Linked DNA regions of Homo sapiens: regions 2, 3 and 4 are each linked to region 1. A link is a loop called in an ENCODE intact Hi-C map of the cell type or tissue named here. Cell type or tissue: MCF 10A. All regions are shown on one strand.

The links. Hi-C counts contacts between places; a loop is a spot of excess contacts. Peaks named below come from ENCODE experiments on the same cell type or tissue, not always from the same donor. Only the 100,000 strongest peaks of a DNase experiment are listed, where the experiment ranks them.
Region 2: a loop joins it to region 1, with 23 times the contacts of the local background. A loop is called at or near these places in 3 of 110 quality-filtered maps.
Region 3: a loop joins it to region 1, with 10 times the contacts of the local background. A loop is called at or near these places in 41 of 110 quality-filtered maps.
Region 4: a loop joins it to region 1, with 3 times the contacts of the local background. A loop is called at or near these places in 23 of 110 quality-filtered maps.

The regions. Positions count from the first base shown.
Region 1 is chr5:102,580,178-102,588,177 of GRCh38, forward strand. It overlaps LINC00492 (long intergenic non-protein coding RNA 492), which reads left to right and starts at 1,191. Exons shown (of 2, transcript NR_047462.1): 1 at 1,191-1,389. In MCF 10A, CTCF peaks have their summits at 3,614 (motif pointing right) and 3,822 (motif pointing right); no DNase peak of the experiment used is centred here.
Region 2 is chr5:103,472,819-103,480,818 of GRCh38, forward strand. It overlaps the pseudogene PDZPH1P. Among named protein-coding and RNA genes, the nearest start is that of LINC02115, 65 kb to the right of the region's middle. In MCF 10A, a CTCF peak has its summit at 3,024 (motif pointing left); DNase peaks (open chromatin) are centred at 223, 1,103 and 3,013.
Region 3 is chr5:102,666,132-102,674,131 of GRCh38, forward strand. It overlaps LINC00491 (long intergenic non-protein coding RNA 491), which reads right to left and starts at 5,333. Exons shown (of 2, transcript NR_103756.1): 1 at 5,096-5,333. It overlaps LOC105379104 (a long non-coding RNA gene), which reads left to right. Exons shown (of 4, transcript XR_948632.4): 2 at 1-345. RefSeq lists an enhancer at 1-2,068 and a silencer at 4,210-4,309. In MCF 10A, a CTCF peak has its summit at 4,253 (motif pointing left); no DNase peak of the experiment used is centred here.
Region 4 is chr5:102,677,167-102,685,166 of GRCh38, forward strand. All of the region lies in intron 2 of LOC105379104 (a long non-coding RNA gene), which reads left to right. Among named protein-coding and RNA genes, the nearest start is that of LINC00491, 9.7 kb to the left of the region's middle. In MCF 10A, a CTCF peak has its summit at 4,434 (motif pointing right); a DNase peak (open chromatin) is centred at 4,435.

The DNA.
Region 1 (8,000 bases):
ATACTTTAGGGGTTTTTTTTGGCCATACAATCTCCATTACAACCACTCTACTCTGCAGTAGGAGTGGGAAATAAGCCATTGACAATATGTAAACAAATGCATGTACCTGTGTTCATATGAAACTTTATTTACAAAAAAAAACAGATGATGGGGCCATAGTTTATCACCTCTGGTTTAGACTACCTTCCTTGCAAGTAAAAGAGCTCAAACTTGTTGCATATTTATTGGAAGGAGCAGGAAAAATAATCGTAGTCCGGATGTTCAGAAGATGTTGGCAGGAACCTATTTTCTCTCTATTTCTTGGTCATTTGCCTCTCCAGGTTGAATGCTCTTATGACACATGATCTCAGAAGGTGAGAAAAAAAACTCTCTGTCTTCTAGCAACTACATCAGTTCTTGAAAGGATATTGAGGCCTTGCTTAAGCCATTTTCCTATCCTTGGATCAATCAACATTCCAGGCCACTCACTGCTCAGCCCTGCTCACATGCCTACCTCTATAAAAGAAGAAGGAGGGACATTTGATTGCTAGACTAGCTAGATGAGAGAGAAGCAATTAACAAAAGGCCAAAAAGTCCACATAATTTATGAGAGAAAAGGAAAGTATAGGGCAGGGATAAATTACAGTGTTCACTATGATGGTTTTGCATACCTTCAACCTTAGATTGAAGGCAATTGCTAAAGACAATATTGCCCAAAAGCCTAATGTTTTGCAATGAAATTCTTTAATAAATATATATATATTAATGATATATTAATGACAAATTGGAAGCTACTCACCAATATCATTATATCTCAGGACATTCTCATTACTGACCCTTAACTCCAGTGGAAACAAAGGAATACTAAGAGGAACCAAGACTTTTTCATCTGAAAGTGTCAGGCACTCAAGTGAAATAGGGGACAAACACAGATTTTAGGTATGATAATAGCCTCCTGATAAGCAAAAGACAAATGTACAGAGTATAGTAACAGATACCCAGTGGTACATACTGGAGGAAAATCACCAGAGTGGAAATTTCTAACAGGTTGGTCAAGAAATAAGTCATATGATCTAGATCAAGGGAATGTATCCTGAATCAGGTCACTGGCAATTGCAAGAATGCAATTCCAGCCTTACAGCATTTCAGTTGCTATTCAGGTTTCTAAAACATGGTTTCAGATACCAGGGCCAGAAAGAAGAATGAATATTAGGTTTCAGAAGAAAAAGCACAACAGTGTTAAGTGCTGCTGAAGGTAATGCTAGCAATTAATACCTGGCTGTCATTCTGGAGTTCCTTTTCTCTCTTCCATCCAAGGTCAAGATTTTCCTAACATATAACACAAGGCTGTGCCTAAAGTGAATGACTGATTCTTCAATGAGGGAAGAAGACACAGAAGCTAAAAACAAGGTAGGGTCTTAAGACTAGAGGATATTTTTAAAGATTGTAAATAAAGTTTCTACTCTTGGAAATAGTTGCCTTTTAATTTTTAATGATAATTTAAGTTCTACAGGCAATAAATAGAAATTTGATAGTGTTTTGAAGCTTATCTGTAAAAGTAATATTTAATTGTTTTCCATGACGTATTTCTAGGTTATATCCTGATACATAATAGAAATGGAAATATTTTCTATGGTACAATGCTGAGAAAATAAAGCTTCAATATCATAGAAAATAGTTTCCATTTCAACCGTGTACTAATTAGGGCATCACCTGAATTGCTGTAATAAAGGGACCCCAAAATACAGTGGCTTAAATATGACAGGATGTATTTTTCTCTAACATAACCCAAAGTAGGGTGGTCTGGTCACCAAGTTTCTGCAGGTTCCCAGGCTGTCAGGAGAGCTCAGCCAACATCAACATTCATTTCCATCACTAAGTCCAAGGAAACTGCCAGTTGTCACCTGTTTTCAGTCTGTGAGAAGCAGAAAAGACAAAAGAATTTAAGAACAGCAGTTTCTTAATAAGGACGTTGCAAGGAGGAAGCATCACATATCTTATCCAGTTATATCTCACGGTGAGAGCTTTGTCATAGGACCTTCCCTAGGTGGGTAGCTACGGAGAGGTTGAAGTGGGTTGGAGTTCTATTAAATAAGAAGAAAGACTGGATGTTGGAGCTTGATTAGCAATATCTGCTACCAATTATTCATGCCTTTAGCTTGCATTTAATAAGTACCTAATGGGGGTCAATTACCACTCAAAACATTTAAAAATGATTTTAAACAAATAGAATGTAGCCCTTGCTCTTGAGAAACACATGGTATAGTGAAGATGTCCATGGAAACAATTTTAGCAAAGTAACTGTATTTTTTTGGAGTATGTATATGAGGTTCTCCGAGCATGGAGGATAAAGCACTACTGTCCACATGAGAAACTCAAGAAAAGATTCCTAGTGGAAGTAGTGCAGTGTTTGAACTGAATCTTTCAAAATGATTAAAAGTTTACTAGGTAAAGTAAGAAAGAGTGCTTTGGTCAGCAAAGGCTAAACAGAACACTGGCTTTGGGGGGTGGGATAGATCTATTTCAGTGTGTGTGTGTGTGTACATGCATGCACATGGATATATGTTTGTGTTAAAGCAGAGAAGTCGAGTGGGGGGAATGATGAATGACAGAATATGAGTCAAAAGGTATACAAGGACCGTATTATGGGTGGCCTTGTGAGGAATTTGGAGTGGATTATGAAGCCATTGCAAGACTTTAAGCAACAGAGAGATGTGGTTCATTGGCATTTCAGAAATTTCATTTTGGTTGAAGTCTTCTCTTACAAGGGCTTCGAGGGAAGAAATATTCTTCATTTTGATGTAATTCAACAAATATTTATTGAACACTGTCTTTGTGCCAGCCCTATTTCCTCCTTGTTACCCTAGAAAAAGCCAACTTTCAGTGAAATTTGTTGTCTGAAGACATTTCCCTGTGTGACAAATTCTCTCTTGGGACATACCCTAGTCTTTAGAGGACAGAAAGGGTGAGAGAGAGTGGATCCTAAGTAAAATATAATCTTTCACTTATACAGGTCTCCAGTTTCAGCCCCATTGAGTTATCATAGCAGACTCATCAGGTTCTCATGTAAACAAACAAACAAAAACAAAACAAAATCTTCCAGCAAGTATACCCCTCTAGGTTTCAGACATGACCTGAATTCCAAAGGTGAGCAAAATTGAGAGGGAATCAATAAAAGCATCATATCTTATCAGGAAGTTGGTCTATCACCCATGAGAGCAGTACTGAATTTCATGGCTGGATATCATTTTATTTATTGTGACTACAGAAGAAATGATAGTATCAGATGCCAGGAAATTACTACTCTCAGTTACTTAAGAAGAGAACCAGCTCCACGGTTTTGCATAATCTGTCACCACTCTTTATGGGTGAAAAGAACTTGAATTGGGAATTTTATCACTGTATAATTAGATCTGGCTAGATATATTCCAAACTATTTATTTCTATCTTTTGTGTAAAATCTTTATTCTACTTTCTAATGACTTCAGTCAACTCGTTAAAAACTATTACAGTAATGAAGATATTAAAATACAAAAAAATGAAATAAACAAATTCTGGAAATACCCTCCAGAATATTTATTTTCACCACCAGATGGCATTATTTAGTTTTCTTAAGGTTAAAGAAAAACTACTAGCATAATACCATCAGCAATAGTTTAATATGAATGAACGATCTTGTCTCAAACAAAAAAAAAATCATCAAAGAAATGAATTAATGTCTGTCCTTTGTTCCAGCGCCATCCATCTGTACATAATGTTGCTTCCTTTGAAATCAGTTGAAGATTAAATATGTATAAGGTACACACTAGGGGGCACTGAGATAGGAAAATAGGGCCACACGTGCCCATGTTTGGAAACAGATGGTTTGAAAGTGAATAAAGATAATTAATAATAATGATGTCTTGCCTGCATGAAGCAGCTGTCCTCCCCAGAACTCAAGAGCTTCTTTCATTCCCTCATTTATCCTCCCAACACCTAGTCATGACATCAACAATGGAATGGATGCATCTATTTGTTTTGTTTGGTTTTTGGAGTTTTTTTTTTTTAACCTCCATACAGTAATAACCCTTTCTTACGCAACAGACCTACATCGTTAGATGGTTACAATCGCAACATATGTAAATACCTTGCAGGTTGTGCTAAATAATGGAACTAAAACTTTCATACCACAAATACATAAAACTGCTTGAGTTTGTGGGAAAGGAAGGCAGAATAACTTGGAAATATCTGTTATAGAAATTCAGACCTGAGAGTACTACTCTATGTGACAGATAGCTTTTTTAAATGTGGATTGAGATTGAGATATGTTATTCATATAAGATTTGAACTAGAATAAAAGGTATCTGATTATTAAATTAGATAACATTTTTGTTTGATTTTTCCCCACTGAACTATACTACTTCCTTTTCAGAATCCCAAGTCTTGTGAATATTAAGGGACCTACAACCTTGTTTTCTAAGAAACATTAGAACTTGAAATCATAATTGTTTACGTGTTAATCTAAGGAGAGTTTTAATTTTTTAAACATCTATTTACTGAGAAGTTGTTATCTGATAAGAGTATACCAGCTCAGGAAGCAATAATTTTTTTAAAGGTAAATTTAAATTGTCAGTACTTTAGAAGAAATTAACTTAAAACTTGTGTCCCATTATGTGCTAAAACAGTGTCTCAAAAAGCAGAAACTACAACTGTTAGGACCCTAACAGAAGAGAATGGAGTAGGTCCGAAACTCCTTTTTAAAAAATGCTAGCTAGATCCTTTGATCTATAATTTTCTTCTCTTCTATTATCCAGTGGGCTGCTTCCAACTTTTCACTCCAGCCCCATTTTCTCCTTCTCCCAAACCTGCAAATGTCCCCAGCTGACGAGGACAGCCATCAATTACTGGGTGTTTTTTGCTCCTTTATTGAATAGAGATCATAGGATGCCTCAAAGGGAATAAAAACCTTCAGAATTAATGCCCAACAGATACAGCCCCCTTCCCTTAAGCAAGGCCCTTGAAGTTATTACTAGTTCCTACAAAGATTTAATCCATTATTTTGAAATGGTATTATGATTTCTTTTTCTAATTCTGTAGATCCCTTCTTGCAATAGAATTGCAAGAGAAGCGTTATTTTCCCATAAATCACAGTATCTATTACCTCCCTTTAACTCTCTTCCCTTTAATTGCTGCCAATTCTGAATACACTTCTACAGCTTGCATGATATTATTGGGATGTGAATGACCTGCATCAAAGAAACCTGAAGAGACATTAGGATTTCTGGGTCATGAAATCAGCGCCAGTTTAACAACGAATGTCAAATAAACCCAAATCATCCCAAGGTCTGCATGAGATTTGGGCTAGTTTTTTGGTTAATTGCTGGTCTAATGAATCTTTGGAATGACCCAGCAGTCCAGAACACTTTTCTAAGCTCTTACTAGTTCTGAGAGTGTCACGTTTGAATCCACAGTCATTATTTACTTTATGTCTCTTGAATAGTTACAGGCCTTACTTCCCCCATACAGTCCCAAATCTTTACCCCAGCCAACACATGAAATTATTCATCATTCAAAAACCTTTTACTAATGTTCTACTACGTTGCAGACACTGTAGTCTATACAAAAAACATAATAAAAAGAATAAAACTTAGATTCTCAAGCGCTTAGATTCTAATGACTTTTGGGGAAATATCAGAGAGTAATTGTCAGGCAAGAGAAGTGTCAAGTAACCTGGATATGAGAACAGGAGTTCTATAGAGCTCCAACCTATTCCTTTTTAAAGCTGTTTAATTTTCTACTTCAAATTCAGAGCCAATAGATGCTAAAGGAAAGAGTGTGTTGTCAGATGAGTTCAAATTCCATGATTTATACTTACTCTTGGGTGACTTGGGTAAGTTATTTTAATTCTCTCAGCTTTCCTTTTCTCACCAAGTTTATGAAGACAGACGACGACTACCTCGCCAGATGGCTGGGAGGATTAAATGAGATGGTATCTGGAAAACACTTAACAATATGCTTGGCCTTCTACCAAATGTCTACTAAGGACATCTTAGGGTTAGCATTTATTGATCAGCATTTTTTGAGACCAGGATCTTTGCCAGGTAATTGCTCATCTACTAGCTCATGACTTCTACACATCAGCTTGGAGGTAATCCTTATTATTCTCATATCAAAAGGAGACTCAGAAAGGCGGCTTGCCTAATGTTACACAGCTAGCAAGTTGTAGGGCTAGACTCAAAATCATGCCTTTTCATTTCAAGCTCAGGGTTTTTTCTTTATACATTTTCAAGGAATACAACATTGTCTTGGAAAAGACATTCCCCAGAGGACTTTCACAGGTGCTCAGAGTTATTTAGTCCAGTTCTGCAACCCCACAGGTCAAAGTTGTGTTGCTGAAACCTGCCCTTGTCAGGTTTATGTAGGGAAGATAGAATAAAGCCTCCTCCCTTGAGGTGAGGCAGAGAGCATTTATGCTTTTCCCCACAGAGCGTATGTTGCCACAGTCTGCAGAATAAGAAGGAAAGAATTGAGTTGATTGTTCTTTGTGCAGTAATGAGATGGGTGGATTCCCAAAGTTATTGGTACCCCAAATGTGATGGAGCAATTGGCATAGCCAGGTACATAGAAGTGTTTCTCTATGCCTGCTCTTTAGAACAAACCCTCAAAGGAGACAAAAGCTTCAGCATGAAAGGCATGAGAGCAAGCAACAAATGCCAGAAGCCTATCAAAGGACTCGGATACCTTTAAGATAAGCTCTTAGCTCTGAACTAAACTGTTCTCTGAACTAAAGCTCTTCTGTGAAATAAGGCCAGCATTCTACCTGAATTTGCCTTTAGAGATGAATCACATGATGAAAGGCAGATGTGTCCATGTATCATTAATGAACTCAGAATCTGATGCTTGTATTAGTAAATGTCTTGATTCAAAACAGTATTGAGAGCAGAATGTCTAATAGGTAAATTATCAGTTGGATTTATTTTAGCACTGTAAATTCACCATCCATCATTCATGTGCCAAGAGCTACCTGGTAACAGTTTTCATTCATCCACCTTAGTGGGTTGGAGAATACTAATTGCTCTATTTTATTTTCACTTTTACTCAGCATCCTATTTCCCAACTCTTATCTATCATTGATAAGATTTTTAATTTACTGAACAGGAAATTTGATTCTAAACTCAGTGTAATACTTTGCATATACATTAGCAATATATAACATTCTTTGGAACTCAGCAAATATTTAAATTTTAAAAAATATTTTATACGCATAGATGGTTTGAAATCAATGTCCTTAAATATTAGCAATTAAATGAAATATTGTGCTGCTCTTCAGAATTTTAACTTTACTTTCAATTTTTTTAATAGAATTTAAGGCATTGCTGATTAGTGTGTGAGTTTGTGTGTATATGTGTATAGCAGGGTTCATAAAGCATTAGATCCCCCAATATTTCTAGAAAAGAATTATGTCTTGAATATATCTTTGTTTACTCCCAATTCATTGTTTTTACAATGGTGTTCTCAACTACTCTTGACCCAGATTTTTCACCTTAGTTGCCTCCCTTGAATACTCCCACATCATGCAGTACATATTTCACTTCAACCCTTTTTTAAACTCAGAACTTGAACTGTCACAATTTTCCATTCCCAGCGCCATTTAGGAGTCATGAAGGAACACCTTCTCTTGGCTTCTCATTTCTAAAGGTCCCAATGCCTTCCAAAGGTGCTGCTTTGGCCTACCTCCTTCATAAACATCTGTCAATTACCTTCATAATGACAATGCTGCCTTCATCTATAACTTCCAGAAACTTCTCCCACCTTTCTAGATAATATGGTACTGAGCACACATTTTTCTTCACAACCGCCATTATTTGTCATCATTCTAAGTAACAAAAAATGTATTTATGAATTATGAGCCACCTCAGTATCATGCTATTCATGCCCCTCCTTTCATCAATGACATGCATCTACCTCTATCTCTGGACATTTACCTTGCGGACGGATCACATTATCTAAAAGCACTACACTACAACCAAGATATCAAGTTC
Region 2 (8,000 bases), 890 kb after region 1:
CTTTCAGAACACATTTTTTCGTAGCTAGATAAGGCATTCCATTTGCAAGCTTTTTAAGATTTCTTGGATAGAATTTTATGCAACTTATTCAGTATTATAATTCCCATGATATAACAAATGCATCTGACCACCACACAAAATGGCAGTGATTACAAAGAGATTCAATGACCACAGCCTAGCTTGCCTTGTCATTGTGTTTGGCCCAAGGAAACAGGAGATAGCAGTCTGTGCCATTATGCAATATTTAGGACAAGGATGACTCAGTTTAAATGGAAACATTATCTTAGTTCTGAGGTAAAAGGGCAGCTCTGCAAGGAAATACCTTTTATGTAAACAAAGATGACAACCTTATCCCAAAGGGAAAAATGCAAATGACATATGTACTTCATGAATAATTTGTCTTAATTGTCCATTCTTGGAATCATACTCCAAGAATTCCTTGTGAAGAACAAAGAGACAAATTTTCATTGATTGATTCTCCCATTGCTGCTTTAGCAGATAATTGACTCAAATAAGGTAATTCCAAGAAAAAAATTTATGTACTAGGGAACCATAAAATAGTTTCCACCCTAATGAAGCCTCTGACATTTTGGTTAAAACACTTAAAGAAGTGTGAATAGTGGTTTAACAGTCTTTGTGCAAACGTTGTCAGGTTTCTGGAACACCTTTTCCAAAGGCTCTGCTGCTATAACTGCTGCTGCTGTTGCTAATGTTAGGCATTATAGCCTACTGGAAAAATCTGTGGAAGAAAGAGATCGTATGCTTTCTTTTCAAATTTTTGAGCATAAAATGTAAATAATCAAGCATTTATCTGACTATAATATATCAGGCAGCTAGATAATCCTGCTGTTCTGTTTGGTTATTGGAGTTGGGTTAGTGGAAGGATTATTTAAAAACCCAATACCTAATTAAGGATGGAAGGTAGGTAAGGAGTCCAGATTTACTCTTACTGTTCTGGGCACAGTTTTCTAAATTGAATACAAAGATACCAATGGATATGAAGAACATACAGATTTTCTCCATCACTCCAAATGCATTGGCCATGTCATTGTTTGCTGCAGAAGTTGAAATGGCATCCTCCCAACCCACAATTTCACCAACAGAACTGCTTCTGCATTGTGTCCCAACAACAGGATGAGGTGAGGGCTCAATGTTCTTGAGATTTAGAGAGAACAAATTACTGCCCACAAAATTACAACATCCATAGAAAAAACAATATTGTATTTTTGAAGGATGGCCAATGTCCTTTTTAAATTCAAATTTAGAAGGAAACATACTCCTTTATATTTATATATTACAGATTAAAAATAGCAAATTACCAAAGACCTATGTCTTTTTTTATAAAGAGCAATATTAAAGATCTCATTAAAAACTCTCTAGTATTTTGCAGGTTTTTTATGATACATTAATCTTTTCTTTTCTCTCAGAGGTGTTTTAGCCTCTTTCTACTTTGAACAATTGACCCTGTGCAAGGAGAAAGACGGCCATGTTGAAGAGCTGATGCACTGATACAAATATGAATTTACAGAGCATCAGTTCTCAACTTGAGTGTGCATGACATTCATGATCTGTGTGTTTATTAAGATCCATATTCCTGAGCCCCACTGCATAAATACCAATTTGGTAGACCCGATGTGATGCCTGGAGTATCTGACAACTGCCTCGGTGGTTCAATTTGAGAAACACTGAGATAGAGAGGTAGGAATAGGCTGGTTATTTTAAGTGCTCTTTCAAGAACTACTTTTATGTACCTACAGTTTGCATTTGGCATCCTCAGTTTGTCCTTAATGGGTCTGTCTGTGTCTTGTGATGTCCGCCTCCCCTTCCAGCACTCCCTGACCTACCAGTGCCACGCTGCTGCACTCAATTGCCCCTTCACCCTAGGGAAAGGGGATATATCTGATGTGGTGCAGAAAGACCCCTCTCCTCTTCCTCACTTGAGCTTTATTTCCTTTGGTATTTTTCTTTATACCAGGTAGCAGCACTTAAGAAGCAGCCTGATAAACTGTCTAATGCTTGGTAGGAATATAATGATTGAAAACAGTTTAATGCTCCCTCTTCAGGTCCTTTGTTTTAGCTGTTTCATTCTCCCAGATCTTTGTTTTACCTTACATCATATCTTCTGAGACAGACTTCCCTGACTATACCTTGAAAATAGCCTCCCAACCTCATCCCACCCTTTCAGCCACTCTCAAATCCAAATATTTACCGGTATCTAAAATTGTCTTCTTTCTTTTCTGTCTTTTCCCATAGTAAAGCATAACTTCATGAGAACTGTAGGCCTTGTCTACCATTTTTGCAGCTCTATTCCTGGCATATAATAAGTTCTCAATAAGCATTTAGTAAGTAAGTAAATGGATATGGATTTCTCCCAGGAATATATTTTAAAAGCAGACATGAAATGATGGCTTTGCTTTTATCCCTGGGAATTTCAGGTACTGGGCAGCCTGGAAAGGGAGCTATTTTTGGATACTAGCCTTCTAATTAACAACCTGAACATACCCTTGGCAAGTGGGATTTGGTTTTAGGGAGGAAAGCAGAAGGTGATGAGAGAAAGTCAGAGAAGCAAAGGGGTGGATTTCTTCCCATTCTAAAATGCGCTTTTTTGAGGGGTGGTGGGGGACTTCTTAATACTTGGAAGATTGCTCCAACAAAGTATTATCCTAAGAAATGTGGTCATCCTATAACAGACAACATTCCCCCCACATACCCTAACACCCTAACACCCTCCTAACCTAGAACTAGCTGCTTAGTGCCATTCCTTTCTTAGGGGAATTTGTCCAAAGTCAGAAGCTGGTGACCAGTATCAACAGGAGGATTTCAGATGAACATCAGCTACCTGGCTTAAGGGCTGTAAATCTATTGTAAATTGCATAATTTTTAGTCCTTGTTTTTCTATTTCGGAAGAGAGGGTCTAAATTATTTTTTATGTCTCTTCCAGCATTAACAGGAATTTTATGATTCAAACGATCCATGGTCTCTGAAAATAATCATGCATGAGTAAGCTGCTCCATCTACTGGGCATCTCTTAAATTACAAATAAGATTCCAATGAGGTATGGGAACTTGGAGATGACCTTAAGATCTCAATTATATTAACCACATGCATATATTGACTTGTTCTCTTCTTTCTAAATGCTGCAAGCATTCTTCTATTAATTGGGCATTTCTCTGCTTTACTCTTGTGATCTCCGCAAATGATGCTCACAAATCCTACTTAATAGTTCACGTATTTGCCTCTCTGTAGTCTTACACCTTTCTCTAGGGTCTGACACAGTTAGGATGTGGGAACAGGTGAGATCTAGAGTAGAATCAGATTGTCAGGGAGAGGTCAAGACCCAAGATGTAAACCTAGGAGCTGAACCTGGGGTGTGGTCTCCAGGAGCAGGTGGTTTGCAGTCAGGCACAAAACTAGGGACACAAGCATTAGGAAGGAAACTCAATGTAGTGGAAAGAAAGAACATCATCTTTTTAGGCAAGCAAACCTGAGTTTGAATCTGTACTACTTGGCTACACAACCACGGGCAGTTTACTGAGAATGGGGTAAAAACGTGTCAAGGGGATGGAATATAGTATCTGAAACTATGTCCCAGGCCCTGTAATCACTGGTTTACATACATTACCTAATTTAATCCTCATAAAAGCCTTATCAGGTATTATATAAACACAATTTTCTATTAAATGTTGGTGGCTCATTGCTTTTTTTATCCCACACATTCTTCCTGGATAATCTGGCCATGCTTGTGATTTCAACAACAACCTATACAACTCCAGCAGACACTTGATTGTTGCAGGTTAGAAAAGATAGTGGAGAATGATAGCATTCGATGGCTTTTTCAAAGATTTTGCATTAGAAAGGGAGGAGAAATATGGAAAGTTACGAGAAACGTGCATTCAAGGTAGCTCCCCCCACCACCCCCTTCCCCAGGATGGCAGAGACAAACATGTTTTTAGGTTGAGAAAAAGTGAGATCAAAGATATAGATAAGTCAAGTCCAGACAAGGTGAGCCCACATCAAGACAGGTCCACTCTCCCACTAAGATGCTTTTGTCTAGCAGACAAGTACTTCAAAGCAGCATTTGACTCTACTGACCACTTCCATCTTCTTGAAACACATTCCTCTTTGGGCTCTGGGAACAAAAGACTCCCTTTCTTTTCCTCTTGCCCAGTTCCTGCTCAGGCTTTATTGCGAGATCATCCTCCCGCGCCAGACTTCTGACAGGCTCTGTCCTCCACCCAAGGGCTTTGTCTTCAGCTCTCTTCTCTTGTAACCGACATTCTTCCTAGGTAACCTCATGGCATATAATACCATCTCTAAATGCAAATGATTAACATAGCTGAATCTCTTTCCAGGTTTCTCCCCGGAGCTCCAACATTCTGTCTCTACCATATAGTCACCTGAATATTTAACAGGCATGGGGCCATTTGGGTTACAATGGGACCATAAGGTGCCATCAGAAATAAACAATATTGTTTCCTTTCACCATCCATTCAAAGTTATTCTTTGGGCCTGTTTCTCTTCTGCCTCTTGGTTTAATTCCAGGGTAAGTCCCAAGAGTTACCCATTTTTCTGGTAATTTTTAGTTAACCAAAAGTTGTAGCATAAAATGATTATTCTAAGGTTTTGGGCTGCAGAGCCAAACTGACCTTCAAAGCTCACACTCTATTCCACTTCTCCACCCTATCTCCATTTACTTTTAGAGCTTTACAGCTTTTAAAAGTGAATTGTTAGCCTCTTGGCAATTTTGGAAGGGAATATCGCTCATTTTTCTTTGATAAAAGGAAATAAAGATTAACAGGCCTTAGCTACAAAAGACATTCAGGATACATGCATAAAATATTTAATCTTATTTCATGCTCCAAATTTTATTCTTTGTTCAAAATGAAGTCTCCTGTCACTATTGTGTGCCATGCCATCCCCTGGACTCCTCACCCAGCATAGCAGAGTAAATATGCTGCGATGATCAGAATTCCTGAAATAGAGACAAGTATTTCAAACATAACACTGTGTTTTTCTTTGAGCATGTGTAAAGCCCAGTGTGTGAAGTGCCTCCTAGTCCCCCCCACACTCCCACATTTGGATTCTTGCATATATACAGATTCATAGAACAGAACACAAACTGGCTTGTTCTGCTACAATGTAGAGGGAATACTTCCTTTTGTTTTTAACCTGGCTGAACATTCAGTCTTATATAAATTCTTTTGCTGGAACCTATGGGCTAGATATATGTGATTTTGGGGATAGATGGCCTACACAGTACATGTTTCCATCATTTATTCCATTATTTATCAGTTTTTTTGTATCTTCAAATTTTCTCTCTACTTGTTACTACCTCCATCAGGCATTCACATTTAAATTGGTACTTCACATCTTAAAAACTATGACAAAAACAACTCTTCCCTCATACTACCTTCCTTTTCAGCTGTCATTGGAGTTCTCCTTTTGGTAATGGCAGACTAGTTAGAGCAACAACTGTATTGCTGAAAAAAATTTAAAAATTTAAGTATGTTTCTCTTCGAATATATCAGAACTGGTAAGAGAGTGAAGACCAATGGGGCTAAAGTCCAGCAAAAGATGAGCCCAACATTGGAGTCACTTCCATCTAAAAAGGCTGAGAAGCTGAGCAGAGCTTTCAACAGATTCATGGAGTCAAGACCTCGTCAGAGAGGTGGTCCTGTTATGTAAGACTGAGTTAAAACCTTGAAGAATAATACTGGAAATTAGGGCAAATTGGAAAAAGACTAACTCTCACAGGGACTGAAGGTTGACTCACAATCATTTCAGCACTGATCACATTAAAATGACCTTGGATTATGAATATTCTTATTTTCCCAACAGAAACAAAATTGCAGAAATGGCAGGTGATAGAAACAGACTATGGGGGATCCAGATAAAGAAACCATTAGACATGGACTTTAACATGGCTATGATTAATACGTTCAAGGAAATAAAATCATTTGAAAATTTCAGCATAAACAGAAAACTATAAAAAAATGGAAACTATAAATGAAAATATAATTATTGAAATTAATGACTGGAGTGAATCTGCTATTAAACTATAGAGTTGGAAGTATGTCAGAAGAATATATGCAGAATAAAGCACAGAGAGACAAAAATAGTATTATTTTGGCTTTCATTGTTCTATTGAGAAGTTAGCTAATGATCTTATTATTACAATGAGAGCCCCCCACCTGCCCCCAAAAAACTGGAAAGACACATTCAAAGTTTTGAATGAAAACAACTACCAAATCTAGACTTCTATATCCAATAAAACAATTCTGAAAGCATTAAGGAGGTATAAAGATATATGCAAGGATAACTGAAAACTAATCACCAGCACACCTCTGACTAAATAGTTTTCTACTGGAAGAAGGAATATAGTCTCAGGTTTAAATCTGAATATGTGGTAACAGGTGAATATCAATAGAAGGTAAATATGTGGGTACATATAAAAGAATGTTGATTGTATACAGGAATTCTAATGTAGGATTTGCAAACTGTACAGAATTCAAATACATAACACAAATACATTACTTAGGACATGGTTAATTAGATGCTATAATGTCCATAAAATAAGTACTAATTTATACTATAAGAAGTCACAGTGGATATGGTAATCTTTTGAATAGCTATTAAAATTATAGCAAAAATTAGTAACTACCAAGATACATAAAGTAATAAAACTATTTTAGAACAGAACGGACAAATCGAAAGCAAAAATAATAACATTTAAACTCTATTATATCATTAATTACATTCACTGTAAATGGACTAAATGTTATTCAGTTTCCCTATTTCTCTAGTCTCTCTCACAGCCAAGCTTTTCAAAAGACGAGTCTTCAAATGTTGTTTTCAACTTTCAGTTGACATTAATGAATTGGCTGTTTCTGAACTCACTATTGATAACTAAGACTGCCTCTTGCCAAAGTTATCAATGACTTCCATGACACAAAACCCACTGGATGCTTTCCAATCCTTGTCATAATATGGTCTCTCCATAGCACTGGGAAACATTAATCACTCTCCTGCTTGAAACCTTTTATTTTTTTGTTTTGTTTTTTTGCCCTTGGCTCTATGACACAGTTTTTGGAGTTTTGCTTATACCCTCTGGCCACTCCTTCAATCACCTTTTTATCTCCTTTTCTGTACACCCTTAGGACTTAAGTTAAGGACTCTCTTTTAATCTCACTTTATATTCTCTCCCTTAGCCATCTTATCAATTTCTGTAGCTTTGAACACTCTATATATTCTCTACATACCATCCTGTAACATATACTGCATACAATGTATATAATATAGAATAGCCAGGTACCTACATAAGAATATCAATCACATTGTCAATCACAGTATTACAATAGTTCAAACTGAACTGAGGATCTTAACTCTCACTTTACACCCTTATAACCTCCTATTTCAGTAAATAATACATTATCCAATCAATTACTTTTGCCAGAAACTTCCTTCTTATTTACCCTTTCACTGTGCTATAAATGGAAAGTTTGTCCCCGCCCCAACCTCCCCCAATTTCATTTGTTGAAACCTAATTGCAAAAGGGAGTACATTTGGAGGTGAGGCCTTTGGTGCTTAAGTCATGAGGGTGAAGCCCTCATAAATGAGTTTATAGCCTTTATAAAAAGAAATTCCAGATACTCCCTTGACCTTTCCACCACGTAAAGACACAGTGAAAAGACAGCCATCTATGAACCAGGAAGTGGGCTCTTGCCAGACACTGGATCTGACAGTGCCTTGATCTTGGACTTCTCAGCCTTCAGAACTGTGAGAAATAAATTTCCGTTGTTTATAGACCACCTAGTTGATGCTGTTTTGTTATAGCAGCCTGAAGAAACTAAGACATGCTGCCACATTTAATCCATCACCAAATCCTATTGATTCTAGCTCTTAAGTATATCTGGACATCTATCTACTTTGTTTGTTACTCTTACCTGGGACCCGACTGCTATCACCTCTTGCCCATACTGGTACTAGCTTTCTAAGTAGTA
Region 3 (8,000 bases), 86 kb after region 1:
AAGGCATTTTCTTATCAAAACCCATCACAGAAAAAGATACAATCATGAAACCACAGATTCTTGTAGCTCTTCACAGTAAACTTTAACTATGAATAACCTCTTGGATTATTAGCCGATTGTGATTACATTTATATTATTTGCTCACATGCTTTGTCACTTTAGAGCCCTGAAAACCCTGTTCATTGTTGCTAGGAGATGGGTGGCTATGGCAACAGTGTGGGTCAGAGCCAGATGGAATGCCTAAAGCATAATCAGGTTTAGGCTTTTTTTTGATCTCCAAATGACTCCATGGCAGTCCTGAGCACGGAAGCCCCAAATCACTGCCTCTTCAGCTTGTTTCAAAAGGTATGCCACATGGTTTCTCCTCACACATCAGCTCTCCCCATTAACAAGTGTCTTTCTGGTGCTTAACTAGACACCAAGAGTTGTCTGAAAAAGAAAAAAGCTGGATAACAAGGGGGATTATCACTATTTAACTGTGTTTTCATACTGTTATTAATTTAGTTCAGATCTAGTGCCATATGCTTCTCTTCATCATTCCACTGAACTCCTAGTGACTTTCATGGAAGTTCCACACAAAGAATGAGGGCGACATATGGTTCTAATAGTGGTTTGTTCATTCCTCTAAGATTGATGGGTATTTTAAAGACATTAATCATTATATTTAAGACACCCTTTAATTTCTTCAGAAGGCCGGATCTTCACTGATTTATAGGAGTCCTTACCACACAGCCATACCTATTTTGCTTTTCTTTTAAAACTTGGCATCAAGAGAAAAATATTGACATGTTCCTCTTATAATAAAGTAAAAATGTAACAAATTAAAGTTATAAATAATGGTAGGAATTTATCTATTATTCTAAAAATAACTTGTTTATTGGACCACAAAAGTCCTAAGCAATTTATTCATCATTTTCATTGTGTCTTTCTTCCTCAAGAAATTCCCCCTCTTACCTACAACAAATCCACACTCTGGGCCTCGTCTTCTTCCACCTGGACCCCATCAATCCAGCCAGCATAATTTATTCCCCTATACAAATCTTTCCTCTGATCAGATCAGAAGAATTATCTCATTACCTCTCCCTTCCTAGTCTCACCCCTTGCAACTATTCCCTCACACAGATTATCTCTATTTCTGTATCTTTGCTCCTGCCATGTCCTAAAATGCCTTTTTCCATCTTGAATACTCATATTTGTTCAAATATTTATCAGGTACCCTCTAGGTACCTGGCCCCTGTGCTAGGTGCTAGTATCTAAAAAGAGCATAATGAGAGCTCCACACTATCTAACAAGGGTAACGGGATTCATAAAATTTAACAATGGATGTTGTTTTTGAAGTCACTTCTTTACTACATGCAAGACTCATTTAGACACTATTCCTTATTTAGTGCTCATAATAACCCTATGTCGTTATTATCATTCACAACCAACAGATGAAGGTACTCAGGCTCAAGAGTGTAAAGGATTTGCCCAAGGTCAAAGGGCCCAGTAGCAGCAAAATGAGATTGGAACCGAGGTCTGTCTTACTTCAAAAATGATACCAATTACTCCATTGTTGATGAGATATTTCAATAATGTAAATGTGTATTATTCCAGGCTAGAAGCCACTAAGGGAGACAGTGATCAGCTCCATTTGGGAGGGTCAGGGAGGAGTTCCTAGGGACAAGGATGAAGTTAACTTATAAATAAGGAGTTTGACAGTGAACATAGTAGAAAAAGGACGTTTTAGGACAGGAGATAAATGATAAACTTAGAACTTAAAGCCCTTTTTAGCTTCTTTTGATATCAATCCTCTCCGTTCTCCCATTTTCCTTTCTCAAAGTGCAAGTCAATACCTACCACTTCCATAATGCTGCTAATCTGCGTGTTAACCCTTGTTCATCTCTTTCTCTTCTAAACCCTGATGCCACTTGTTTTGCAGCAGCTCCTTACACCTTTATCAGATACTGTCTTGTGCTGCTCTCAGTTTTCCGGACCATACAAACGTGGAGGGCAACGGTCACACCTTTGATCTATTTTGTATCTTCCAAAGCTGTGTCAGAAACATAGTAGATGATCCATGCATGCCACTTCTTGGCCATAACTCTTCACATCTGTGTTTGGCTTTATAGTTTGTAAATTCTTTCATTTATGTAGTCTTCTTAGATCCTCAAGATAACTCAGTGAAGTATGCTTGCTTGCTGTTTTTAATCTCAACTTAACAGATTTAAGGAAATGGTAATTGAATAGGTAATTGCAAAACCCAGGGTCACCCAGGTGATAAATGATACATCCAGGAAAAGAATGTGTTCTCTCCCCTATGCAAATGATTGATAGGTGGATTGACTTCCATGCTTTAGCAGATGTGTCAAATTTCACATCCGCATTAACACTTCTAATCCTGTAACGTAATTCTGTCTTTTTATAGATGTCAAACTGGTTTTATCTCAGAAAAGGGAACTGCAAAATACTTTACTTATGCTATCAAACCATTTTGATAGTTGAACCTTGAGCAAAAAAACAGATTTTTGAAATTGTGTGTAGAGTAGCATAGTGGCTAGTCTCATTCACATGAGATTCCTGGAAGAACCAGATTAACAAGCTTCGTACTGACTGTAAACAGCAGGTGAGTATTTCTCAGCCATCTGCTGACTTATCCAGTTGAGAGCCCTTGAGAAAGTCACTAACATGATCATGAATGGCATGAATGGTCCTGTGCATTAATCAAAGACTGCAGAGAAGTAACCAAATTAGGCTCTCCCTACTGAAAGCTGGGTGCACTGCCAAAGCCCAGAGGGAGGGTACAATATAGGATAAAATGTCTCCTTTATTCAATGCAAAACTTGCTTTTCCTAAAACGAAAATGACTCTCAGCTAGTGGCCCTAAGACTATCCACTAGCTGTAGTGTGTGTTCACAAACACACTTCCTGAGTGAAGGCAGGAGTCCTAAGTAAGACCTTTACAGGGTCTTCTTGGCAAAACACTGTTTTATACCATTAGAAGTGAAACCTGAAATTTCCTTGACATCTTTAAATAGTAAGCCAGCAGGTAAACATGTTATAAAGCATTCCCTGAGTCTCAGAGGGCTTCTTGGATCTTCCATCTAGCCTTCTCTTCTGCCCCTGACCCAGAGACAATTCTCCAACACTGACCACTGGGACAGAATTCAAAGGAGGTATATAAGTTCCACTTACTGGTGATTTTGTTTAGCAGTGTGTCTGCATTTAACACTTTCTGCCCCCATTCCCTTCCTTCTCTGTTCACATTATTCTGCACCTGCTGTTCTATCTAGCCAATATATCAATTTCAGAGGAGGAATTTGTTGTGGACATTCTTTTTTTTTTTTTTTTTAGACTGAGTCTCACACTGTCACCCGGGCTGGAGTGCAGTAGTGTGATCTTGGTTCACTGCAACCACCGCCTCCCAGGTTCAAGCAATTCTTCTGCCTCAGCTTCCTGAGTAGCTGGGATTACAGGAGCCAGCCACCACACCCAGGTAATTTTTTGTATTTTTAGTAGAGATGGGGTTTCACTATGTTGACCAGGCTGGTCTCGAACTCCTGACCTCGTGATTCACCTGCTTCGGCCTCCCAAAGTGCTGGGATTACAGGCGTGAGCCACCATGCCCAGCCCAGGCCTTTTGTTTTAATCTCCCTACAGCCCCCTCTCCAGAATCTTGGTGCACTACTTTATGTATAATATATGTTTATAATATTACATAAATAATATTCACTAAAGGTAAGACTGTATTTAATTGAGGGGAAAGAAAAATAAAATTAATTAAAATTGGTTTTTAAAAGTATGAAAAATATCCAAACTCACTAGTAGACGACAAAAAAAGTCGTCTTCTTTTATAGTAGACAAAAAAGTTATATACAACTTTTCCCCTACATACTTGGCAAAGATTTTTAAATTTCTTTTTTCCTTCTTTTTAAATTTATTTTTTATTTTGTAATGTGACTTCTCAGTAGTACATGCAAGAGTACCATGACCCAGGACTGCAAAAGTCACTTTATAAGTAAATTGCCAGAAGTTATTCAATCTTGATCAAATTCTTAACGGCATGCTCTTCTTGGTTTCATCACCAGATACCTGCCCCAGAAATCTCACATCTTATCCTGGACTTTGTCACAACAGCTTTCTAATTTTCACCTGTTCCAGTCTCTTTTGATTCTGGTGGTGATTTATTCCTCTCTACTGGAGTTCTCAGCCATCTAGTCCATACAAACTGCACCAAAACACAAGAGAGATCAGAGCCCCGCTTTGTACATGGCCCGCTCCCCCGTCCATTCCAGTTTCCTGCCCTCTACTGGCCATGACGGTCATCACAGTGCCCTCCTCATTCCTAACTTTTAAATACACTTGAGACCGCCTGATTAATCTTGCACTAAGAAAAACAAAACAAAACAAACAAAAAACAAAAACAAAACACTCACATACAATGTTTTTAATGCTTGAAAAGTACCGGAACAATTATTTTTTCAACCAATGTAACCCAGGTGTGGGATATTTTGGGGATGGGGGTGGCAGGGAGAGGAGGGGTGAAAATCCTCCTGTATCCGCAAATAAGTTATTGGCAGAAAGGCATTAACGTGACTTACAAAGACTTCAATTAGTTCTCAAAATACCTCTTTCTTACACTGCCTTCTCTGCAATTTTTTTTCAATGAAGAATACATTGTGTTCTTCCTTGGAAGGCCACGGAAGCAAGAAATGAGATGAAAGCCGCACACGTAGTGTGCATCCATGTTACCTTGGAAATTATTGAATGTGCTTCTCCCCGAGTTTCCTTTCCTTTGAGTTTCAAGTTGTTATAAATGTTACTTTCCATAGACTACTAAGGATCTCTTTAAAGTGACCTGTCCATTTTCAAATCATCAAACCTATTTTTTAAAGATGGCAGGAATATTTTGTCACAGCATTTAAAAATACATCTTAATAGAACTATTACAGTAGCGTGCATGGCTGAGTTTTCTAAATTGCATTCTGCAAGTCTCATTTTTATTTATGTCAAATTGAAAATACAAATTGTAAATACAAATGAAACTTCTGTGGTCTGAATGTTTGTGTCTTTCCAACACTCTTAAGTTGAAATTCTAACCCCCAAAAAAACTTACCACGGGAGGAGACAAGATGGCCGAATAGGAACAGCTCCGGTCTACAGCTCCCAGCGTGAGCGACGCAGAAGACTGGTGATTTCTGCATTTCCATCTGAGGTACCGGGTTCATCTCACTAGGGAGTGCCAGACAGTGGGCGCAGGTCAGTGCGTGCGCGCACCATGCGCGAGTCGAAGCAGGGCGAGGCATTGCCTCACTCGGGAAGCGCAAGGGGTCAGGGAGTTCCCTTTCCGAGTCAAAGAAAGGGGTGATGGACGGCACCTGGAAAGTCGGGTCACTCCCACCCGAATACTGCGCTTTTCTGATGGGCTTAAAAAACGGCGCACCACGAGATTATATCCTACACCTGGCTCGGAGGGTCCTACACCCACGGAGTCTCGCTGATTGCTAGCACAGCAGTCTGAGATCAAACTGCAAGCGGCAGCTAGGCTGGGGGAGGGGCGCCCGCCATTGCCCAGGCTTGCTTAGGTAAACAAAGCAGCAGGGAAGCTCCAACTGGGTGGAGCCCACCACAGCTCAAGGAGGCCTGCCTGCCTCTGTAGGCTCCACCTCTGGGGGCAGGGCACAGACAAACAAAAAGCAGTAACCTCTACAGACTTAAATGTCCCTGTCTGACAGCTTTGAAGAGAGCAGTGGTTCTCCCAGCACGCAGCTGGAGATCTGAGAACCTGCAGACTGCCTCCTCAAGTGGGTCCCTGACCCCTGACCCCTGAGCAGCCTAACTGGGAGGCACCCCCCAGCAGGGGCACACTGACACCTCACACGGCAGGGTATTCCAACAGACCTGCAGCTGAGGGTCATGTCTGTTAGAAGGAAAATTAACAAACAGAAAGGACATCCACACCAAAAACCCATTTGTACATCACCATCATCAAAGACCAAAAGTAGATAAAACCACAAAGATGGGGAAAAAACAGAACAGAAAAACTGGAAACTCTAGAAAGCAGAGCGCCTCTCCTCCTCCAAAGGAACGCAGTTCCTCACCAGCAACGGAACAAAGCTGGATGGAGAATGACTTTGACGAGCTGAGAGAAGAAGGCTTCAGACGATCAAATTACTCTGAGCTACGGGAGGACATTCAAACCAAAGGCAAAGAAGTTGAAAACTTTGAAAAAAATTTAGAAGAATGTACAACTAGAATAACCAATACAGAGAAGTGCTTAAAGGAGCTGATGGAGCTGAAAACCAAGGCTTGAGAACTACGTGAAGAATGCAGAAGCCTCAGGAGCCGATGCGATCAACTGGAAGAAAGGGTATCAGCGATGGAAGATGAAATGAATGAAATGAAGAGAGAAGGGAAGTTTAGAGAAAAAAGAATAAAAGAAATGAGCAAAGCCTCCAAGAAATATGGGACTATGTGAAAAGACCAAATCTACGTCTGATTGGTGTACCTGAAAGTGATGGGGAGAATGGAACCAAGTTGGAAAACACTCTGCAGGATATTATCCAGGAGAACTTCCCCAATCTAGCAAGGCAGGCCAACGTTCAGATTCAGGAAATACAGAGAACGCCACAAAGTTACTCCTTGAGAAGAGCAACTCCAAGACACATAATTGTCAGATTCACCAAAGTTGAAATGAAGGAAAAAATGTTAAGGGCAGCCAGAGAGAAAGGTCGGGTTACCCTCAAAGGGAAGTGCATCAGACTAACAGCGGTTCTCTCGGCAGAAACCCTACAAGCCAGAAGAGAGTGAGGGCCAATATTCAACATTCTTAAAGACAAGAATTTTCAACCCAGAATTTCATATCCAGCCAAACTAAGCTTCATAAGCGAAGGAAAAATACAATCCTTTACAGACAAGCAAATGCTGAGAGATTTTGTCACCACCAGGCCTGCCCTAAAAGAGCTCCTGAAGGAAGCACTAAACATGGAAAGGAACAACTGGTACCAGCCACTGCAAAATCATGCCAAAATGTAAAGACCATCAAGACTAGGAAGAAACTGCATCAACTAACGAGCAAAATCACCAGCTAACATCATAATGACAGGATCAAATTCACACATAACAATATTAACTTTAAATGTAAATGGACTAAATGCTCCAATTAAAAGACACAGACTGGCAAATTGGATAAAGAGTCAAGACCCATCAGTGTGCTGTATTCAGGAAACCCATATCACGTGCAGAGACACACATAGGCTCAAAATAAAAGGATGGAGGAAGATCTACCAAGCAAATGGAAAACAAAAAAAGGCAGGGGTTGCAATACTAGTCTCTGATAAAACACACTTTAAACCAACAAAGATCAAAAGAGACAAAGAAGGCCATTGCATAATGGTAAAGGGATCAATTCAACAAGAAGAGCTAACTATACTAAATATATATGCACCCAATACAGGAGAACCAAGATTCATAAAGCAAGTCCTGAGTGACATACAAAGAGACTTAGACTCCCACACATTAATAATGGGAGACTTTAACACCCCACTGTCAACATTAGACGGATCAACGAGACAGAAAGTCAACAAGGATACCCAGGAATTGAACTCAGCTCTGCACCAAGCGGACCTAATAGACATCTACAGAACTCTCCACCCCAAATCAACAGAATATACATTTTTTTCAGCACCACACCACACCTATTCCAAAATTGACCACATACTTGGAAGTAAAGCTCTCCTCAGCAAATGTAAAGGAACAGAGATTATAACAAACTATCTCTCAGACCACAGTGCAATCAAACTAGAACTCAGGATTAAGAATCTCACTCAAAACCGCTCAACTACATGGAAACCGAACAACCTGCTCCTGAATGACTACTGGGTACATAACGAAATGAAGGCAGAAATAAAGACGTTCTTTGAAACCAACGAGAACAAAGACACAACATACCAGAATCTCTGGGACGCATTCAAAGCAGTGTGTAGAGGGAAATTTATAGCACTAAATGCCCACAAGAGAAA
Region 4 (8,000 bases), 97 kb after region 1:
CAGTGCACCAGCATGGCACATGTATACATATGTAACTAACCTGCACAAAGTGCACATGTACCCTAAAACTTAAAGTATAATAAAAAAAAAAAAAGAAATTCTAACCCCCAATGTGATGGGTATTAGAAGGTGGGGATTTAGCGAATTATTGTCCTTATAAAAAGAAAGCCCAGAGAGATCCCTTGCCCCTTTCACCATGTGAGGACACAGTGAGAAGGCACCATCTGTGGACCAGAAAGCTCTCCCTCACCAGACAGTGAATCTGCAAACACCTTCAGTTTGGACATCTCAGCATCCACAACAATGAGTAATGAATTTCTTTGTTTATAAACTACCCTAGTCTGTGGTAATTTGTTATAGCAGCTCAAATGGACTAAGATAGAACCCTTAAAAACCCAACTATCACATTACATACTTGTTACAAATTGTTTCCCCACTGCCATCATATACAAAGACAGATTAAGCTCTGAGTAAATTTCTGTAACCTTTCATTTTCCTATCCAATCACTGTTCACGATAATTATAAGCAAAGGGGATTACCTAAAGGCAGATAACCAGAGGGAAAATAAGCAAACCAAAAAGAGTGTATAATCTTCATATTAGATTGAATAATTTACAGTTAACAATATATTTTATATTGTGTTTGTAGGTTAACGTTTTTATCTGATAAAATACAGTCCACTCTAAAATAGATAGCTACAGAAGATACATTTTTAAATTAGTAAGATTTATTACTATTATTCACATTGATTTAGTGTAACTTAATGATTTAGGAGAAAAAATCACTTTATATTTTAAATTTTTTTGAAAATATTATACAAAATGGTCTTCATAGCACAAAAATGAGGTTTCAAATTGGTTTTGGTTCATAAAGATGGCTCAATTTTTACAAGTGGGTGTGTTTGTTGACCTGAACAAGAATTGGTTTTGATTCCCTTCACTATAGTTCTCAGGCATTTTTACTTTTGAGAATTCCAAGATGGTCTATGTATTTTCTTAGAAAATGAGGTTGGCAAATAAGTCACTAACTCAGTTTGTACACTGCAAATTGATAGAAAAGTAACAGTTTCTATTTATCACCTAATTTCCTCTTTAGTTTTCAATAAAATGAAAAAGTGAGCAGATTCATTCAGCAAAAGATTAAAATACATTCCCAAGTAGACCTACAGGAAAATCTAATTTATAGAAAATACAACATTAGCCTCTTTAATTCTTAAAAGACTAGCCATAATTTCAAGTAGTCAGTTCACTGATGCATACACATTTTTGGCTCAGGATATATGATTACTCACCTCATATGATTGTGTGGCTTGACTTTGGCTGGCTTACTTTCAATCGTTGCAGAAACATTAATATCCAGAAGTTAGTTGGAGAGTAACATATGCCAACTAGGTATGAGGTAGTTTGTCAATAATCTTGTAACTTTCCACAATATAACCTCACCATCCTTTTATATTGACAGTTTTTGATTACAGAAATGAATTGAAATTTTTTTCTGAAGGCAATTCATCTTGGTTCTGCATACTAAAAACCAGCAAGGTAATGCGGTGCAAAGTTACATGCCACCTCATGATTAAAGGAGTTTAATTCAAAATGTCCAAAGCAAACTTTTAATAGCACAAACAAAATCATATGTTCAAATGTCATGGACTTTGACAACTTTTCTCTCCACCGTGCCAAGATAATGGACTTTGAAGCCACAGAGACATGGCTCCATCATTTGCTAACTGTGGGATCTTTGTGAAACTTAACCTCCAGAACTTCATTTCCTTACTGGTAAAGTGGGGTGAAGGGTTCACAGAATTACTGGCAACTGTAAAATGAGCTAAAGAGATGAGGGGAGACCTGAACCATTGCATGGCATATATGGACGCCCAGTAAATGTCAATTTCACTTTCCTTATCTCCAAAATACTTTAGTAATATGCCTTTAATTGTAATTTTGACCTTGCATTTTACATAAACCCCTAAGTCTGAGGTACTTTTACAATTTGGATACCAATCTTTCCAATAAAGTTGACTGCTATCTCTTCTGTGTAATTTCAACAGCAACAGAAAGTCCCCCTGACTTTAAAAGCATTTCTGTTTGCTCTGCTCATGCCTGAAGCTTCTTTTACCAAGAATAAAGGCATTTATTCTATAATTATAGATAAACTAAAAATATAAATTCCCTGTAGAGAGATAACACCATGACTTAAATTCACACCAGCTTTTAGAGGACTGATAACAGAGAGTTTTCTTTGATTAATTGGGGGAGAGCAGAGGTGAACATGCAGGAGAAGTGCAATGTGGTAACCTGGGCCGGAAGAGAGTCCACAGAGGGAGGAAAATGATCTCAAAATAAGGACAAAGTCAAAGACAATTTTCAACAACCACACAAGTTTTTTCTCCAGACCAGACCCTGCAAAAGGAGATATGATTGACATCACAATGGCTTTTTCAGAAAACAACTTTTTGTCTAATAGTGGTAGAGAATCCAGTTTAAATTACAGGTGTACATTACTGATCAGACCAAGGCATTTATATGATTGGAGATGGTAACACTAGACATATGTCCACAGTGGGATAGACTCTGCTCACAGGCGCTGCTGGTAGGTAGAGCGGTGTGTGTCTTTAACATTCACTTGGTGTTATCACTTGATGTTTCCAGACCTGATTTCCCCATGGTTTGAGGAATAAATAAACTATTGAGAGTAATTTAAAGAGAAGCCACAGAAAGTATTAAGTATCAAGGTTTTCAAACCAATTGGTGTTTCTAACCCCTTACCCTATGGAATGGCTAGGGGTTCCACTGGATGCTCTAAAATTATTCTGGACACACCAAGCAGTCAACAACAACAACAAAGAAACAAAGGGAGGAAGAGTTTTTTTCTGTTTTCAGCCCAACATCAATGGCTCTTTGTGTCATGCTTCAGCCCAAGACACATAACCCGCTGCTTTTGTCAGGTCCATAGCCTAGTGGGAAAATATCAGGTGATTTAAGCAAATTCTGAAAGCACCAAACTGTCAGACTTGAGTATTTATGGTCTTTGATTGCAAACTTACAAAGAACAGAGACCATGTATATATTCTGAACCAGCATCCTATGCATATACAGGGATTATTAAACGATAATATTTTATTGTAGAAGGCATTTAAATGTCCTCTCTGACTGTCAGGCTAAGGTACTTAAACTGTAATGCACATTTTGTCTTCATTCTGAAGTCAGTGCCTTCCTGGTGGTAAAATATTCTTCCTCATACCTCCCTCACTGAAGTTAATAAAACCTTAGTCGTCCTTTAGAACGAGGCTAAATACAATTTCGTCTTAAAGCATTTCTCTGGTTATTCTGGGCAACACTTAAACTTCTTTTATAATTAAAGACAGTATGATGAGCTAGTACTTTACATTCTCATTTTTTTCCCTTGTGTTAGTCTTGATTTTAGAACCTTTTCCTCAGCTGTGTTGTCAGTTCACACGGTGAGGACCATGCCTTATCATTCTGATACCAAGCCCATTTCCATTTATTCTTATCTCATGGTATATGATTTTTTAAAGTAATTTGATTAATTGAAATTTTGTTAGATTATTAAAATCCACATGTCACCATTTGTTAGAGACACAATATTGTGTCGCCCCAAAATTCATATTTTGAAACTCTAACCCCCCAGTGTGACTACATTCGGAGACAGGGCCTGTGAGGAGCTAGGAAAAGTTAAATGAAGTTGTAAGGGTGAGACCCTTATCTGATAGGACTGATGTCCTTATAAACGGAAAAAACACTGGAGCACTTCCTCTTCACCATATGCGCGAAGGTGGCCATCTGCAAGTCAGAAAGAGAACCCTCACCAGAAACAGACCCTGTTGATCCTTGATGTGGGAACTTTTAGCCTTCAGAACTGTCAGAAAATAAATTTCTGTTTTTTAAGCTACTTAGACTCTAGTCTATGATATTTTGTTATGGTAGCCTAAGCCTACTAATACATCACTAAAATCTTAAAAAAAAAAACGCCTGATTCAAGGAAGCAATATGCAAATCCAATAGACATGTTTTCAATTTAGAGAACGAACTGTGTTCACAGCCATAAGAAGTCCATTTTTTGTTTTAATAGTGCAAAGAAATAAAACATTTGCACAATTCTAGTGGAAACTTTTGCCTTGCACTTTCGGCAATGTAGTGGCAATCTTAGAAAAAGACCATAAAAAGAACTAAATAAATTCCTTATAAATTTAGAATGAAAAACGAAGTCAAAATAAATATTTTAAAAACAAAACCACTAATTTTAAAGTAATAAAAATCACTACATAATAGTTGCTTTGCTTAAAAACAACTTTATAGTAAAGCTCCTGTAAGCAGTGCCTCTCAGATGCTGGCATTAATCAACAAAGTCTAAGATTGCATTGGAGCCCCTAGCTTAACAGTTTTTGGCCACCAATAGGGGGCAGCAAGGCACACCAGATCCCTCAGTGACACTTGAGGGAGGCTTGCCAGGTTAGCTAGGAAGTGTCTAGGAGGCATGGCAACATCAGATATGCAGAAAAAGAAATCCATACATCAGATAAGGCACTAGTAGGAGGAGATAGTGAGAATACACAGATCAAAATTTCATTCACGCCAATGGAAAGCATGGAGTGGAACTGAGATGTTTATGCTTCTAGAAATCGTATGTGTCAGCATCTCTTAATTCTACTAAATCTGACAAAATCATCCATAATGTTTAGAATTCTTCTGTCCTGATTTCTCATAGTTAAAACTAAGTGCTTTTTCTTTTTCTTCTACTCAATTCCTTTAAGCCTGCATGGAAAGTAGCTCCACAACATCTTAAAGAGTACATTGGCCTATAATAAAGGGTAGGTTGACTGTTTTTCTCCCCAGAAAAGAGAAGAATTTTCAGTATTCCATAATTGCAGAAAAATACTTTGGTCCAAAAGTAGACTAGTCTTGCCTATCAGAATGTGCCCAGAGAGCTAGGTCCTGAAAGCAATTAAACCTAGTTCTAAAAGATCTTGAGCATAAGAAAATTGGAACTGTTTGTTTAATTCCTTACTAGATATTACATTGACATGCCTTTAGAGTTACTATGCATTTGATAAATATAGGAAAAGACAGTAAATATTTTGCTGATTAGTCAAAAATATATGGGCTGATAGATTGATTTCCTCACTTCAGCCACAAAGTAAAGAACTTCCAGCCTTCCCAATTTATAGAGCAAATTTTAGAATGTTTCTGTGCAGAATGTTTTACAGAGAGTGATAACGAAAAGGAGCTCAGAGCTTATTTTCTGTAGGATGTATGTACAGCTCTGACTCAGACCTAAGTATGGAATAGAACACTCCTTGCTCTTTCTCCACTGAGCAAAGTCCAAATGTTGATCATGTTAGAAGAATCAACTTCTTCTAACGCAGGTGGGCACCATCCAATCTAATCTGTTGAGAATGAGAATTAACAAATTGGCAGAGGAAAGGCAAATGTGCTCTCTCTCCTTAAACTGGGACATTCATTTTCTCCTGCCCTCAGACATCAGTGCGCCTGGTTTTTGGATCTTCAAACTCAAACTGGGACTTATGCCATTGGCTCACCTGGTTCTGAGGCCTCTGGTTTTGGACCAGACCTATACCACTGGCTTTCTTGTCCTCCAGCTTACAGACAAGACAGCAGATTCTGGAACTTAGCCTCCATACTTGTGTGAGCCAATTCCTCGTAATAAATCTTTGTCTATCTGTTTGTATATCTACGTACCTATCCCATTATTTGTTTCTCTGGAGAACCCTGAATAATACAAATATGCTACCTTTTCTGATTTCTTTTTTCTTTTTTTTTTTTTTTTGGTAGAAGGAAGGGCTTTATTCAGCTGGGAACATCAGTAAGCTACTGCCTTAAAATCCGAGCTCCCCGAGTGCACAATTTCTGTCCCTTTTAAGGGCTCACAACACTAAAGATTTCACATGAAAGGGTCGTGATTGATTTATTATTATTATTATTATACTTAAAGTTTTAGGGTACATGTGCACAACATGCAGATTTGTTATATATGTATACATGTGCCATGTTGATGTGCTGCACCCATTAACTGGTCATTTAGCATTAGGTATATCTCCTAATGCTATCCCTCCCCCCTCCCCCCACCCCACAACAGTCCCCGTTGTGTGATGTTCCCCTTCCTGTGTCCATGTGTTCTCATTGTTCAATTCCCAACTATGAGTGAGAACATGCGGTGTTTGGTTTTTTGTTCTTGCGAGAGTTTGCTGAGAATGATAGTTTCCGGCTTCATCCATGTCCCTAAAAAGGACATGAACTCATCACTTTTTATGGCTGCATAGTATTCCATGGTGTATATGTGCCACATTTTCTTAATCCAGTCTATCATTGTTGGACATTTGGATTGGTTCCAAGTCTTTGCTATTGTGAATAGTGCCGCAATAAATATACCTGTGCATGTGTCTTTATAGCAGCATGATTTATAATCCTTTGGGTATATACCCAGTAATGGGATGGCTGGGTCAAATGGTATTTCTAGTTCTAGATCCCTGAGGAATCGCCACACTGACTTCCACAATGGTTGAACTAGTTTACAGTCCCACCAACAGTGTAAAAGTGTTCCTATTTCTCCACATCCTCTCCAGCACCTGTTGTTTCCTCACTTTTTAATGATTGCCATTCTAACTGGTGTGAGATGGTATCTCATTGTGGTTTTGATTTGCATTTCTCTGATGGCCAGTGATGGTGAGCATTTTTTCATGTGTTTTTTGGCTGCATAAATGTCTTCTTTTGAGAAGTGTCTGTTCATATCCTTCGCCCACTTTTTGATGGGGTTGTTTGTTTTTTTCTTGTAAATTTGTTTGAGTTCATTGTAGATTCTGGATATTAGCCCTTTGTCAGATGAGTAGGTTGCAAAAATTTTCTCCCACTCTGTAGGTTGCCTGTTCACTCTGATGGTAGTTTCTTTTGCTGTGCAGAAGCTCTTTAGTTTAATTAGATCCCATTTGTCAATTTTATCTTTTGTTGCCATTGCTTTTGGTGTTTTAGACATGAAGTCCTTGCCCATGCCTATGTCCTGAATGGTATTGCCTAGGTTTTCTTCTGGGGTTTTTATGGTTTTAGGTCTAACATGTAAGTCTTTAATCCATCTTGAATTAATTTTTGTATAAGGTGTAAGGAAGGGATCCAGTTTCAGCTTTCTACATATGGCTAGCCAGTTTTCCCAGCACCATTTATTAAATAGGGAATCCTTTCCCAATTGCTTGTTTTTCTCAGGTTTGTCAAAGATCAGATAGTTGTAGATATGCGGCATTATTTCTGAGGGCTCTGTTCTGTTCCATTGGTCTATATCTCTGTTTTGGTACCAGTACCATGCTGTTTTGGTTACTGTAGCCTTGTAGTATAGTTTGAAGTCAGGTAGTGTGATGCCTCCAGCTTTGTTCTTTTGGCTTAGGATTGACTTGGCGATGCGGGCTCTTTTTTGGTTCCATATGAACTTTAAAGTAGTTTTTTCCAATTCTGTGAAGAAAGTCATTGGTAGCTTGATGGGGATGGCATTGAATCTATAAATTACCTTGGGCAGTATGGCCATTTTCACGATATTGATTCTTCCTACCCATGAGCATGGAATGTTCTTCCATTTGTTTGTATCCTCTTTTATTTCCTTGAGCAGTGGTTTGTAGTTCTCCTTGAAGAGGTCCTTCACATCCCTTGTAAGTTGGATTCCTAGGTATTTTATTCTCTTTGAAGCAATTGTGAATGGGAGTTCACTCATGATTTGGCTCTTTGTTTGTCTGTCATTGGTGTATAAGAATGCTTGTGATTTTTGCACATTGATTTTGTATCCTGAGACTTTGCTGAAGTTGCTTAAGGAGATTTTGGGCTGATACGATGGGGTTTTCTAGATATACAATCATGTCATCTGGAAACAGGGACAATTTGACTTCCTCTTTTCCTAATTGAATGCCCTTTATTCCCTTCTCCTGTCTAATTGCCCTGGCCAGAACTTCCAACACTATGTTGAATAGGAGTGGTGAGAGAGG